Regions from separate parts of the Homo sapiens genome. Here region 1 is linked to region 2. The links are chromatin loops, found by intact Hi-C in ENCODE. Cell type or tissue: Calu3. All regions are shown on one strand.

Evidence for each region. A loop is a pair of places that touch in the nucleus more often than their neighbours do. Peaks named below come from ENCODE experiments on the same cell type or tissue, not always from the same donor. Only the 100,000 strongest peaks of a DNase experiment are listed, where the experiment ranks them.
Region 1: a loop joins it to region 2, with 2.4 times the contacts of the local background. A loop is called at or near these places in 3 of 110 quality-filtered maps.

Annotation. Positions count from the first base shown.
Region 1 is chr2:132,980,605-132,988,604 of GRCh38, forward strand. All of the region lies in intron 7 of NCKAP5 (NCK associated protein 5), which reads right to left. Among named protein-coding and RNA genes, the nearest start is that of NCKAP5-AS1, 69 kb to the left of the region's middle. In Calu3, no CTCF peak of the experiment used is centred here; no DNase peak of the experiment used is centred here.
Region 2 is chr2:132,664,942-132,672,941 of GRCh38, forward strand. LYPD1 (LY6/PLAUR domain containing 1) reads right to left here and starts at 5,264. Exons shown (of 3, transcript NM_144586.7): 1 at 4,940-5,264; 2 at 3,459-3,596. The coding sequence starts at 4,991. It overlaps NCKAP5 (NCK associated protein 5), which reads right to left. Exons shown (of 20, transcript NM_207363.3): 20 at 6,847-8,000. RefSeq lists an enhancer at 4,127-5,090. In Calu3, CTCF peaks have their summits at 3,738 (motif pointing right), 4,551 and 4,751; DNase peaks (open chromatin) are centred at 3,750, 4,550, 5,240, 5,900 and 2 weaker places.

The DNA of each region.
Region 1 (8,000 bases), 320 kb after region 2:
TCACCAGAGAGATGAACTTGCACTTTCTGCCCTTTCTATTTCAAAAGGTTAATGTGAGGTTCAAATGAGATGATGCTGCAAGAGTACCCTGTAAACTGTAAAACACTTTATTATTACTGTGTCAATTTTCACTACCAGTCCCCCAGTGGTGATGTTCAAAAGCTCAGAAGAAAAAAAAAGGTAATAAAAATGCACAGAAAAGAAAAATACAATAACAGTAGGGTTAGAATAATTAAATACAGTGACCCAAGAGAAATATAGCCTATTTTATATCTTAAGGGTATGTTTATAAATTATTTTTATAAGTACAATAAAAAAGGTTGTAGCAGGAAAGGAATTGTATTCAGGTGACCACTTATAGCAGAAGCTTATTAATACAGAACAAGGGATAGGCTTGGCCTTAATGGGGAGAAATGAGTTTCCTGTGCTAATTTATTAATTTAATGTGGAACAAAATTTATTAGGGGCTGAGGTGGGAAACCTACCAAATAAAACACAGAAAAAAGCACCTGTACATTTTGTAATAAGAAGGTTGTTAGTGGGAACTTGAGAGCTGTTTGTTACAAAACAATGGAATCATCATGAATGAGATTCTTGGCTCTTCGTTTAAACAAATGAAGTGAAAATATAAGCCATCATAAACCCCAATTCAACAGGCTTGTTCCCAAAGCCCCTTTGAACCTGGTTTGACACTTGGTGCATCCCACAGAAGGCATGCAGCAAATAGCCCTGAGACAGCAGGCCAGGCCCTCAACATTGACTTAAGACATACCAGCCTCAGGTCTGGATCCTGAGAACATGAGGGAAGGAGGACAGAGAGGATCCACAGTTTCTCTCTCCTTTTGCATGCATGTGGCATGTGACAAGCCCTAAAATGAGGGTTATAATTTGTAATTTGCATTTACTTGCTTTTTTCCTCACTTCTGTATCCCTATGCTAATTCCTAACAGCTCTTTCCCCCGGTTCACCCAGGGAACCATTAGGAATTAGTCTATTGAATAAGTCTAAGGTTTCACCCAGACTTATTCAATCACTGTAGAGGATTACAAGCTCCTAAATCACTTTAGGGAAATTATTTTCCTGTCTCCTTCCCCTTCGAATACTATGTCCTAAATTCCCGTTTTCTGAGATGGGTTGATACAGCAAACCCTCAGATTAACTGGTTCAAACTAATATGTGAATGATGCTCTCTGAAGTATCTGTCATCTTAATTTCTTTTGCTTTGGAATGATGCTTTATGGAGGAGATTTCAGAAAAACATATCTAAGTGAAAAATACTGGTAGCTGGAGTATGGAAACAACAGATTGTGCAGTGGAAGAAGACAGCACCAAAACAGCGTCTCCTGCCTAGGAATCTGACCCTGGGTTTGGCACTCCTGAGGTGTCTACATTTCTCACAGCTTCATGATTTTCTCCAATGCTAAAGCTTTAGGCTTACGAAAGGCATCCGTGGCACTGGCCATAGAAGTACAGTAAGGTGAGGCAGGAAGAATTTGGCTATGTGAAGGGGAAGAACAGTTAAGTAGATGGGGGATTAGCTGTATAATAATGATAATATCTACTGTTTATTGAATACTTAAAATGTGCTATGCACGCTATCATACATTATCTCTGATTGTTAAATGAAATTATGTCTAAGGAACCACTGGGAAAACAGAAATCTTTCCCTTTAGCCTCACTATACCCACTACATAGAAGAGGAAAGTGCAATTCCAGCTAATTAGGTTGCCCCAAATGACAAAACCAACTGAGGGAGAAAGCTAGGATTCATTTCCAGGTCTGCCTCTCCCTGAAACTTTTTCTCATTTAAATTCCTCTTCACAAATTCCCCAACCAGCACCTCTTATACATGTGGTCTTTAAGATGTGAGGGACTGCTGGGACTTCATAGCAGTCTTTTAAAAAAATATAATTTCAGCTTTTATTTTAGATCCAGGGGATACATGTGCAGATTTATTACCTAGATATATTGCGTGATGCTCAGGTTAGGGGTATGACTGATCCCATCACCTAGGTAGCAAGCATAGTACACTATAGCTTTTCAACCCTTGCCCCCTCCCTCCCTTTCCCCTATGGGAGTCCCCAGTATCTTTTGTTGCCACATCTATGTCCACAATTAGCCATTGTTTAGCTCCTTCTTATAAGTGACAACATGTGGTATTTTGTTTTCTGCTCCTGTGTTACAGGATAATGTAGGATAATGGCTTCCAACTGCATCCATGTTGCTGCAAGGAACATGATTTCTTTCTTTTTTATGGCTGGGTAGTATTCTGTGGTGTATATATACAACATTTTCTTTATCCAGACCACCACTGATAGGGACCTAGGTTGACTCCATGTCTTTTCATGAGATGTCTTTCCAATTGTTTGTGTCATCTCTGATTTCTTTCGGCAGTGTTTTGTAGTTTTCTTTGTGGAGATCTTCTACCTCCTTGGTTAGGTGTATTCCTAGGTATTTTATGGCCATTGTAAATGGAATTGCATTCTTGATTTGCCTCTCAGCTTGACTGTTACTGATGTATAGAAATGCTACTGATTTTTGTACATTGATTTCATATCCTGAAATTTTACTGAAGTCATTTATGAGTTCCAGGAGTCTTTTGGCAGAGTGCTTAGTGTTTCCTAGGTACAGAAGCATATAATCAGTGAAGAGAGATAGTTTGATGACTTCTTTTCCTGTTTGGATACCTTTTATTTCTTTATCTTGCCTAATTGCTCTGGCAAGGACTTCCAGAACTATGTTGAATAGAAGTAGTGAGAGAGGGCATCTGTTTCTTGTTCCAGTTCTCAGAGGGATGCTTCCAGTTTTTGCCCTTTCAGTGAGATGTTGGCTATGGGTCTGTCATAGATGGCTCTTATTATGTTGAGGTATGTTCCTTCAATGCCTAGTTTATTCAGGGTTTTTGTTTTAATCATGAGGGATATTATTGAAAGCTTTTCCTGCATCTATTGAGATACTCATTTAAAAAATGGTCTACAATTTCCCTTTCATCAGATTATTTCTTCCCTATGTTAATCTAGCTATTGCATGGAGAAAAGAAGAAATACTGAGTATTGTTTGCCTCTGTGTTTGAATGGATGGCTGACAGACTGACATGGGAGTCGGGAGGAGGGGGGCAACTTCAATAGACTTCTCTACTATCTCCACCCTTTCAGGGCCTAGGAGCTGACAAAGTCCTGTGCAGGGGGCACCTCTGGATAGTTTCACAGCTGGCACATGCCTAAAGTGATTTAGGATTAGATAGCCCTTCCCCTCCCAGGCCACAGCAAATAATTATTAGTGGAAGAAGAAACACCCTTTGAACTTCCATTGAGCATCCACATTCTCCCATGACCTGTAAGTCAAACTTCCTTAAGAATATTCTATGGAAAACTAAGCATGGTGGCTCACACCTGGAATCCCAGTGACGTTGGAGGCTGAGGCAGCAGGACTGCTTCAGCCCAAGAGTTCGAGACCAGCCAGAGCAACATAGTGAGACTCTCTCTCTCTCTAACAAAAGAATCTTCTCCCTGTGCCCTTCCTCATAGAGTTGAGCTGTCCAGAAAAGATCTTCAAGATCATGGAGTTGACTGATACTCACAATCATAGCAATGGTATTTGCATCACCTGGGGAAAATGTTTAACCATACTAAGGCCCAGTCTCAGCTGCCGGAGACTCTATGGAACTGTTCTGGGTTGAGGCCCAGGTGGGTTGTGAACCCCAATCCATCACAGCCCAATCCCTTGTCTTACAACCGAAAGCTGTAAAGGGGAAGATGGCCACCTTTCTAGACCCAGAAACTGCTCCAGAGGGCCCAGGAACAAGCTTCTAAGCCACAAAGGTTGTGGTTCTGCCTCCTCAGATATGCCTGTCAGGCCAATTAACACCTGAATCTTGCAATGGCTTAAATGCCAACAGCAGACCCCTGGCCAGACCATTTTCCTTTCACCCCACACCTGGCAATTTCTCTTCATCGCCATGCTGTGCTCGCCGTGCAGACAAAATCAATAAGGACAATATAGCTAAAAGGTTACCATATAGCAGAGATCTCAGTAATGAAAGTGTATGTTTTTTTCCAGCAGGCCTGTTCCACTTCTTTCTTAACTATTTCCTCATTCCAAAACTATATTTCCTGTCACAGCCTATTTTCTCTCCATTTCACAAAGCATTAATAAGCCAAGTTCTAAAAAAACAAAAGACAGTTTTTTAGCCACAAGTGAATAAAAGTAAGGTCAAAGTTCAAGGACTGATATCATCGTGATTTTGCTCTGTTCAAATTCATTTGTTTCTTAGACCAGGAAATAACTGATATACCTGGTTAATGATCTAGAATGCCCCAAGTATTTGCTCAAGCTGCACACTTACTAAAGGGCAACATCTTTTGGATGGTAGCCACAGAACCTCCTGACCTGAAACAATATTGGGTATTCAAAATAAAGGCTGGCTCTCTGCTGAGATGAGCTGGGGAAACAGCGGGTACATACATTGGCAATAACCAGCTCACCTGTAGTAAGAGAAGGTGCTTTTCCAGGGCACCATTTTATTCACAGGTTATATTTGTTTTAACAGAGAGACCATATTCTGCTTTTACTTGGTTAAGAACTCGGTTCAGGGTCAAAACGTCTAATAGGAAAAGCATTCGTGTCTGAGCACAGAATTTAGGTAGAAATTGAGAACAAGAAAGTAGAGTCAGAACCCATTAAACCAGGGATTTTAAATTCCGGAGAAGAATGTACATATCTATTTCAACTCTTAGTGATGTTATTTAAAACTCTTCTATTCCTTTCAAAGTATTTAACATGACTTTGGATGTACGAGACAAATACTTTTTAGTTAGTGTGCCAGCCAGCAGGTGCTCTCAAATGAAACTGTTTTGAAAACTTCTGGATATCTGGGAAATATTTCTGTAGGATGTAGAATAAAAAAATTCACCTTATAGAATAATTTCAAAGAGAAAAGGAAGATTCATCTTGTTTGAAAGACATTATTTTTGACTGACCTGAATCTAAGCACACACTTTGGTTATGAGAAATTCCGCCTTCTGTATCTGAACTTGTTATATGAACAGTGGATGCCACTTAAAACAAAAGAGGAAGAAAGAAATCTGCTTCCTCAAGGAAGAGTTTCAGCCCTTTAAATCTTAACACACAATAAAAATACTCCCATTACCACCATCACCCACTTCAGCAGCTATTCGAAGTTCATAACAATTCATAGAAAAGAACAATTGCTTAAAGCAGAATCAAAAACCCTTGAGACTTCTCAAGATTATAGGCCACAGACATAAATAAAAGCTCTCAATAAAAATACTTTATAACCTTATTGTGTATTAAAATGTTATAAATAACTGTGCAAAGACTTAGCCACTCTATCAACAAACAGAATTTTAGATTTCTTTTCCCAGCCTGTGTGCACTCAGTCACTCAATGTACTCACTGCCGATCTACATATTTACAGTTGTTTACCACATTTTGTTAAGGCTTAAAAAAAAAATAAGGAAAGAGAAAGGAAGCACTTTCTAAAGAACTGTAAATTACAATTGAGCTCTCTTAAGAGTTCACTTATCTTCGCTGATTAACTTCCAGGGTACTTACTGAAACAGGTGTTGTGTGTATAAAAATCAGTATAGATGAATATAGCATGTGCTGGAGTGAGACTTTGGGCTGTGAACTTCACTTCAACTCTATTTTAACCTTTTCAAAATGAGGGAAAAGGTTATGGTGAAATGAATAGGTGTTGATGTACCTCACTGGTTCCTAGCACAGATCTACGGACAAGAGGAATCAAAATGATCTGTCAAACCTGGAAACAACAAAACCAAGCAGAGTACCAGCCCGCATCACTTGAACTCAGTAGATTTAAGGAGATGCCCATACAGCAGATTCTGTTGCAAGTCCCTCAGGTGATTCTGATACTCAGTCAGGGCTGAGATGAACTAGTCAGGAACTTTCCAGTTCTTGAAAACCACAAACACTTCAATTTTGCCTTGTGTGTACATATGTTCATGAAAATAAAATCTATTATGTTAGAAATTTGGCAAATATACATTTTATACTAAAGATATTGCTATTTAAAGGAGATTTCTTTTAAAAAAGATATCTTTTATAATTGATAGTTTAACAATATAATTTTTCAACCCTAACTTTTCTCTCCAGTGTATTTAAATTTTGGAGTTTGCTTAAAGTATACTTAAATCATTACAAGGAAAGAAGGAAGTTGTATGGCAGACAAACCTGACAGCAATAACTTAAGCATACCCTGAGAATGACCCTAGGGTGTAAGAGGAATGTGTGTTTGGAGTTCCAAACTTATGAATCCAGGAGTGGACAATCCAGGGATTCATTCCTTATCAATGAGGAACATCAGAACCCAGGACCCATCCTATGGAACACAGGCTGGACAGGTGATCGAGGCCCTCTGTTTTGGGTTAGATGAAAGTTGCCAGGTGGAGGTTGCTAGGCGGAGGGTGCTAAGTGAAAATGCTATATAAACTGCATGCTTTTTGCCAGCAGTTGTGGTTCTCCTGTCCAGCCTGCAGCCACTAGACCACCCTGTATGTAAGTTCCCTCAATAAATCCTGTGTGTCCTCCACTGGCTCTGGGTGTCTTCTTTGTCTTCTCGAACATGGTGCTGTCCCTACTGAAGTTAATAGGGGTCTGGCACAACAAAGGTAAAGTTCAAAGTCAAAAATTTCCTGCCACCTCTGTTAAGAATTATAGTCTGTGGAATAATATCTCTGCCAGGCAAGTCTTGGGCTTCAGTCAGGAAGGTCTCAGGCCATGTCATGTGCTTTCCACATACCATAAAAGGAACTGGATATATATTTCATGATTGATAAACTTAGGGATAACTGGAAAAGGGTCTCTTTCCCCATGCTTAATTACATCTAAGAGTATGTTTAAAGAATTATTTAAGGAAAAAGTAATTATGATGTTCAGTTAGATCACTTTAAATGGAAATAACTTGGAAACATACTACATTGCTCTAGATGCAGACTAAGGGATCAATGACTGAAAAAAAAGAACATCTTTGGAAAGAATAGAGCTGGGCCCAGAAAACACAACAGCTCAGGGCTCTTTAAGAAGGTGGGATAAAGAGGTAGAGAGAACCAAAAACTTGGACATCACTGAAATTTTGCTGATCACTATACTTAACCTCTCTATGCTCTCCACTGGGGCAATGACTCACCAAGCACTCCATTTTTATGGCAGTCTACCCAGCTAATTAAAAGGGTGCAAAGGATGTCGAGTGACCTAACATTGGTAATGTGTAACTTTGGGCCAACTATTTAATTTCTCTGTGCCTCAGTTTCCTCTTCTGTAAAATAGGTGAAATTACAGTAACTCTTTCAAAGCGTTTTATGAAAATTCAGTGAGTTCATACCTGTAGAATGATCAGCAGCATAGTGACTGGTACACTGCAGGTGCTCAGTAAGTGTTAGATAGTATTAATTAGGTCAGATAAGTGGTCTATGCTATACCTCATGTAGTCCAGGCCTTATAGCATTGGGAAGAGTAGTGCCAAAATCCCAGCATTCTAAGAGCAAGAGGAAACCCTTGAAGTTATTGTTCTGTTCTAAGGGTTTCACTTGGTTTAGCACATGTTTCAATCATTCTACATACGTAATCCCAGCACTTTGGGAGGCTGAGGTGGGCAGATCACGAGGTCAGGAGATCGAGACCATCATGGCCAACACGGTAAAACCTGTCTCTACTTAAATATAAAAAATTAACCAAGCGTGGTGGCACACGACTGTAGGCCCAGCTACTTGGGAGGCTGAGGCAGGGGAATTGTTTGAACCCAGGAGGCGGAGGTTGCAGTGAGCCAAGATGGTGCCACTGCACTACAGTGTGGCTACAGAGCAAGACTTTGCCTCAAAAAAAAAAAAAAAAAAAAAAAGCCATCACTTACAGACTAAGAGATTTCCCATAAAACTTGAAATTGTATCTTCTTGAAACATGTGGCGATCTTTCTGCACTGGTGTGTTTCTGGGTTGTCTGAATCTGCTGCCACTGAGCTG
Region 2 (8,000 bases):
AACTCATTAAGTGCAGAGCTAGTGAGAACAAGTCATTCATTATGCAAATATTTAAATATCAATTAGTAAGGACAATGAAAGAAGTTGAAATGAACCTTCCCTTCCCCACAGCCAGTACCTTATTATTCCAGAAATGACCAAAGGGAACAAGAGTGGTGGATAATAATCTCAGCACATAATAGCAATGTCACTCTGGGGAATAGGTAAAGGTTAATTTCAAACATACTTCCCAATGGAAAATTAAATGTACCTGCCTCAAAATTTTTAAGAGCTGAGTTTACAGACTTAGTCCAGAAAACTGAAGGCCTATGCATATTGCATGGCTGGTATTTTTTGGAAAGAGAACACCTTTCATTACTGCTTAATGTCAGACTGGCTTAGTTCATTAAATTTTCTTAGTCGATTTAAAGCCCTGGTTTTTCCACATCTATGAAAAAATGCAAGTCCACATAGCACTCAAACTTAAAAATCTCACTGGTTGCTTCCCAGATTCTTTTGACATCCACTTCATGGCCTGTCTACCTGGACTGTTAGGTGAACTTGGTGGATATGAAAAATGGCCTAAACTCTTTGAACTTTGCCTGGACTATCTTTTCAGGCAGACCTGGCAGGATATTTTACGACATGCTGGCTGTGTGGTATTACAGCAAAGGTGTTGGCCTGAGAAGCAGGCTTCAAGCGCCTCTTAGTAACAGTTGGCTGGTGAACTTGGACCAAGCATCTAATTTTCCTGGACCTTGCTTTCTTCCTCTGTAACACAAAAAGTTTTGTCCAGATCAGTTCTCAACTCGGGTCACCCCAGAATCATTGGGAAGTTTATAAAAGACCCATGGCCAGATATACCACAGACTATGAAATGGGCTTCTTTAAGCAGAGACCCAGGCATGTGGAGTTGAACAAAACTCCCAGCAAGATTCCAACATGCATCTTTAACTAGGAGTCACTGGGCTCTTTCAGCTCTAGTATGCTGAGATTCTCAGGACAACATATGTTATTGATCAAACTTGAAAGAAATTCTGACTTCAATTCTTAATAGCATCATTTAACAGGCATTACTTTCTCTGGAGAGGAGATGTTGACCATGTAATAGAATTACATGCTGACTGGCTGTGGCATGAGGAAACAAGATCCTGAAAGAGGACCACCAGATTTCACGAGATTCTATATGTGCAACCCACAGAAAAGAGTCAGATGCCTTGGGCGCTCAACAACAGTTAGCTCTTGTTAATATGATGATTATACTACAACTGTGTTCACTTAAAGTTTTAGGTTTGCTCTCTATCCTTATTGGCAAAAAATTAAATTGGTCCCTAATAAGTACATGGACATAAAAATGGAAGTGCTTTGGAGGTATAAGGCCCCCCTGGACATTGCTCTTTTGATGCAGAAACAGATCCGTTTGGCTTGTTTCTGTGGAGTTTAGGCTTAGAATGCCTTGCTTCCATGTGCACACACCCCGACCTAGCATCCTTCCCTTCAAAACTTTTTCCTTTGAGTTCATCGACTGCTTCTGTTTGTCAAACTTCACAATTGAAACTGCCTTATTACTTGATTCTGTCTCTACCTGTTGGGCTGTGACCTGTGGCCAGAGGGGCCTGGTTTGGAGACAAGGTACCTACCTTGTCTGAGCTTATAGAAAGCGAGCAACCTTAGGCCAGACACTTGAAGTCTGTGCTGAAGTTTCTGTGGATAAAATGGAAGTTAAAATGCCTGCTCTGCTTCTTTTACAGAGTGGTTTTGAGGACAGAATGAAGCAAGATGAAAAACAGCACTTTGAAAATGGAGTGTGTGGTATTCATCTTAGATACACTTTTAGAGAAGAAGAAATGTGTCTCAGAAAAAGGACCTCTTCTGACTCAAATTTAGCTTACATCCCCTTCTCAACCATATCCCAGGTGATAAAATATGACACCCAGGTAAGCAGTGGCCTTGTGGACTCTGAAGAAGTTCTTAACGTGTCCACGGCACATTCTCATTTTGTCTGGCTCTAAACTACTGTCTCAAGAAAGCTGCAAATATTTGAAAGTAACAATAAAGTGTTAACAGTAATTCTGACTAAAATCACAGCAGTCCCTCTGGTAGAAAGGCAGTAAATTCTTTGCTCAGGTAAAACGTAGGAAAGAAACACAAGTAGAAAAAAATCCCATTTGTTCAAATTATCCCTATCAATCTTAAGAATTATCGCCAAGTTTGTTTTGTTTTGCATCATTAATAGCCCAAATCCCACGTGCCAAAATAATGTTTACCGCATTTCTCGAGACAAGTTACCCTTGAGAGCCAGTATGTCTGAGGCTTCCCAGAAGAGTGATTTTGGTGCAACAAATAATGACCTATACAAACCAGCCCTTACAACTGCACACACACCACAACACAACACAGTGTCAAGCTAACATCTGCTTTCCAAATAACCATGAGGATAGCAATATGACATTTCCAGGCCCTTCTCTGAGAAGAAACGACTTTCCCAAGGTGTTGGCTTTGAAACTAGAGTCCTTGCATTGATTTGCCAGCGGGTAAAGGGAATCATATAACAGTTCTAATCACTTCACCGGGCTCTGCAGGCAGTTCACAGAACTAAAGGAAGTGGGGGCTTTGGTTCATTCACTATCAGCCATCAAGTTATGCTATTTCCCATCCTTTTAATATCCTTAAAATGGCAAGGTCTGTGTTTATGGTTTTGACCTTGAAACTGAAGTAACAGCTCTACCTATTCTCCCAAAGTTCCAGATATACTTTGGGGAACTTTGACTTCTGATAAGACAGCTGGGGTAGGGGGTGAGGAGAGGGTTGGAAAGTTCTACCTCAGTGAGAAGATTCTTGGTCAACTAGAGGGAGTGAGGGCTATCCCACAAGACCTCCCCTTCCCCCACAGGATGCTCAGGACTTCTTCTCAGCTAGCCAGCAGCTAAGCTGGTAGGGCTGAGAACGGCATTCCTTTGAAAGATCTTGGCAATTTGTGCCTGGAAGTTGATGCATTAGTTCTAAAATTAAACAAAGATCCTGTAGTGTTCTTCAAGGAAATATGGTGTGCCTCTATGACAAAACACATTTTTCAAGCTCTGACCTCTGGGAGCTTCAACTAGCTCCATATTTCAGGCTGACAATGCTCACAGGCTACTGTCTAGTTGCCCAAGCCAGGGCTGGTTAGCCATATATTTTCTACCTCCATCAGCTTTTAGCATAGGGAGGTGAAGGGAGTAAATAAAAAGAGGAGAGCCACTAATTTACATGCACTTCCCCTCCCAAGACCCTTGGGGAGAAGCCTTGGTAATTAACTCTAATGAGATTAAAGTAACTTGGAACTCTTCATTTTCCCAGCACTGTAAAACTAAATCTGCGATAACCAGTGTGTGGGCATTAAATCAAAGTCAGTCCTTTTTCCTGCTATTTAATGGCCCCCTCACTCCCACCCCACAGCCCAGGCTTAAGAGCGAGGGGGAGGGCTGCCAGGCTCTTACCGGCACTTTGCTCCATCACTTCTTTCTGACACATGTCTTGAACGTTCACCGTGCAATTCACAATGAACTCGGGGGAGGAGCAGTCGTTGTTCAGCTGGAATTCTTCACACTGGTAGCACTGGATTTGCAGCGCAAAGCCTGCGAGACAGACGCAGTCGGGTTCAGATCCGGCCCCCACAGAGCCCACCCCGGAAATCACGACCATCCCACGCCTCAGAGCCAGGCGGCTCCCAGCCTCTGGCAGGCTTAGACCACTCCTGGGTCTCCGGGTAGGGCTGGATGTGGCTGACACCGGCAGGGGGCGGCGCGGGTACCTAGGGTCCTACGGAAGAAAGTGGAATAGTGCCCGCCACCCCTGGACCCCGGCTCTAGACACAAAGCGCCCATCCATTACCACCCCAGGCCTTTTCCCAAGAAGTTGAAGGGAGGGTGGGGACGGTACCACCGCAAGAGTGAAGTAGCTCTGGAGATGTGCGTTAGCTCCAGCCTAAGCCAAAGGATTTGCCTAATTGCTAATTGGTTACAAATTACTTAATTACTATTTTGGCACCATTCGTGATTACATTCGCAGACGTCTTTTTAGTTTTTATTTATTTAATTTTTAAAGTCAGCGTTTCTGTGCCAGGGCTCTGAGGATCCCTGAGCGACCACCTGGGAACAACTTGGGTGGAGGTGCCAGACGCCAAGCGCTGCTGCGCCGCAAGTCCCCGAGCCCGGGTCGGCGGCCCTTCTCCGGGGCCGTCCCCGCGGCGACCCGAATGGCCACAGAGGGTGGGAAAGGGCGTTTGTGAGCGCGCGCACCCTGGATCCCCGACCCCGCAGCCCTTTCTTCCAGGCCCCGGCTTTCAGGACAACCGTTCGACTAGGGTCAGTGGTCGGGGTTCCAGCTCTGCAGAGCTTAGTCGGGAGCCAGTAGGCGAACTGGAGAGAGGACGCGAGACCTTTGCGCCTCTGGACGCTTCGGCCTGGCTGTTCTCGGTGTACGCGCTCCTGTCTAGACCCAACTACCCACGCTCCCGCAGCCCCACATCTATCGCACTCTGAGCGCAGCAACCCAGCTTCAGCGTGGCCGCAGGCTGCCTCGCGCATCGCTCACCTGTCGGCGGCGCCACTCCCACGGGGTGCCGGAGGCGCCAGACAACTTGGCAGGGTTCGGGAGATGTCGCCCCCTCTCCCTCGCCCAGAACCCAGCACCGCTCGGACCCTCCCTCCTCTCAAGCCCAGCTTCTCCCGACGGTGCAGCCGGACAAGCTGCAGCCCGGAGTCCCGCAAACCCGCCGCTCCCCGCTCTCCTCCTGCAGCGCGGGACTTGGACACTTTCCCAGCCTCGCGCCCCGGGGCACCAGTCGCGGCCGCCAACTCCCGCTGGGCAGCCCCAGCGCAGGGCTGGCCCCGAGGTGGGCGCCTTGGGGGCAAAAGGGCTGGCGGGTAGATGGATTGTGCGCACCTGGCCTCGGCTGCTGGCCTCTGGGTATTCTCACCTGGAAGCAAGAACAATCCGCAAAAAGTTGCCGCGATGCCTAGGACCCACATTCTCCCGGAGTCCCGGGGCCGGGAGAGGGCAAGCGCATCAGAGGAGGCGACAGCAGCGGAGGCTGCCCCGGCTGCAGCGGCTGTGGCTGCCGAGGCTGCTGGGGCCCGCGCTGCTGCCGCGGAGACGACGGTCGTAGCTTAGAGGAGCCGCAGGTGCCGCTCGCGGAGCCTGCATCGCCCGCGCTCGGGCTCCCGGCTGCGGGTCTCTGCTCCTCCCGCTCGCGCTCCCGGGCCGAGCACCGCGCCTCCGGAGTTGGCGGCTGAGACTGAAGGAACTACTGGCGATCGGGAGCACCCACAAAAGTCTCGCCTTTTCTCCCCACCTCCCACTCCAGGCATCACGTGACGGCTGCCGAGTTGGGGTGGGGGTGGCGGGCGGGGAAGGCTGGGACGGTCGCTTCACATCCCCACCCCCTTCCTGTCTTCCTCTTCTCCCGCCTCCGCACGTTCCTGGGAAAGGGGCGCCGGGGGGCGGGAGAGAACTGGTAGTTTTCTGAGATGGGGAGGTTGGGGGAGCGGCGAGGAGGGCGCAGCAGGTGCCGTGGGGACCTGCCGGGTGCGGACTAGGGTCTGAGGACTGCGTGCCCGGCTGGCCCTTCGCACATAGGAAGGCAGCCTCCCCACTCCACGTCCTCTGCGCCTTCCAGGACTGGTCGGTACCCCAGCGACTGGGTCCAGCCCACACAACTGAGGCTGTCCCGCTGCGGGCCGCGGGAGCCTGGCGCCCCGGGAGGCTGACAGGAAGGGCGCGCGTTCCCGTGCGCCTGGCAAAGTTCCACGCCCGCAGGCTCCGTAGGGTGTCCTGTGCAGCTGTGCCCCCTCTTCCTCCGCGAAGGCCTTCTGTCAAGAACCAGCTCGGCGTGGCCAATCTGGGTGGGGGTGTGGTGGGGACACTGCCTTAACTGTCTCACTTGCCCGGGCCGCCCTCCCTTCTCCCGCCTGCGCGCACCGCTGGAGGGTGCATTGACACCGCCCTGGTCGCCTAGCCTAGGAGAACGCCGTCCCGGGGACACCTGCCGTGAGGTCCTACCAGAAAGCAAATCAGGGTGAGGAAGAGGGTTGTTCTCCTCCATTCCTTGTCTCCCAAACGCCAGCCGGCTCCATTCTGCTTTCCCCAAAGCCACCGATTATTAGCACATACTCCCACGTCCTCTCCTGAAAGGCCATCCCAGCCTCGGACTCGGCCTCTGGCTGCTCCCCACACCCCTCAAATTCGTCTTCTTTCCGCAAAGTCCAAGTGACCCACCTTGCGGACTCCCGGGGATGCCCCGGTGCTATCTTCGCCTTCCTTCCCGAGCCTTGCAGCAGGTGGTGCGGGAGACCGCTTGCCCGCCGGAGTGCGTTGGTGCCCCCGCCCCCAATCCGCACATTCCCATCCCCTTTCCGCACATCCTTAGGGAGCATCCATTTCCGTGGAAATCGCCTCCTAAGCTTTAGCTCCTCTTCACCCTTTTCTCCCCCGGCCACTTCTGGGGGCAGCTCTCTCACGCCGGGACGCTGATCATTTATTTCTGCATCCTCCCAGCAGAGCTGGTCTGTAAAGGGGCTTAAATGACTTTCTTTGTAATTCCTCTGCAGAGATCGTTCCATATCTGCCTCAGGCTCCTTCTCTCCCTCCCTCCCTCCCTCTCCCCCTTCTTTCATTTCTATTTGGTTAACCCCTCGGGGAGACTGAAATGCTTTGACCATTACTCACCTGTCTGCAGACTCTGATCTTACAATTGGCTAAATTACTATCTCTGGAGCAAAAGGGCCAATTTATTTATTCCTTCTGGGAACCCATTGTAAGAGCACGTGTGAGTCATGATTCAAGTAACTGACTGGGCCAAAAGGTCCTTGAGCAAGTTATTTTCTGTTTTCAGAGGGTGCAAATGTGATATAACTTTTATTCAGAAAGGAAACAAAAAGATTTTTTAAAGTCTGAAAGACAAGGACATTTTACATAATTTTCATTTAAGATAAAATAAAACAAATTGCACAAATTAACCAAATAACACTGATCATACAATACTCTTTAAAGAAACAATTATGTGCTAAAGTAGCCATATAGATCCTAAAAATATTTCTATTGGGCCTAGTTTACAAGCTCCTGTACATAAGTAATTATAAATAGTTCACATCTAGAAAAAATACACATAACCTTTAAAATAGAATTTATCCTTACATATAAACAGTCTTTGTAGAAAAAAAAGGATATTAAAAAGAATTCTTCGTAGCACCATTAATTTTATTTTTAAAAGTGAACATTGCAAATAGAAATTTGTTTTCATTTTTAGAGTGCCCAGATTTTAATAAAAAGAGCAAGAAGATAAAAATCAAATAATATTCAGGATCATAGAGAAGCACTAAGTAAAAGACAATCTAAAGAAATGTCTGGAAGGAAAAACTGGTATTGGGAATAGAATTCGGTCATTTCTGATACAATGTCACACTCCCAATCAGTGTCCACACTTCAGGACCCTTTTCATTTTTCAGCAGAAGCAGAATGACACTTATTACTATCACCTGAATCTCTGGCAACGAATCTGAAATTACACTAAAATGAACATTTCCATCAAATTGAGATTTGTGAGATGGAGATGAGGAGGAACCCTCCGATTTTTTGGCAGGCCCTGTTGTAGGTTTACAGAGTGTACCCACAAACAATTTGAGGACCAGGACAACGAACTTCACAAAAACTTCAGTTGGGATTTTAAAAAATATATATTATCATCAACTTCTAAGACTTAGTACATTATTTCAAGAGCATGGCACTGATTCCATTTATTGCTGTCTTTTTTTGCTACAAATATAATTTCTCTTCCAAAAAATTTACAACTTCTGTACAAATATTCAAAAAAAGTGCAAAATTAAGGATTCTGTATCATAGATGTGTTTACGCTTAATCCTCTTGAAACACAATAAATGGAGTCTATCTTTATTGCCCTGTCAGAGAAATAAGCTCTGGTGGGTTGCCTGCTGTGAATTTGACAAGGAAGGCTCTGGTACTGCAATAGTTTATTGTTATCT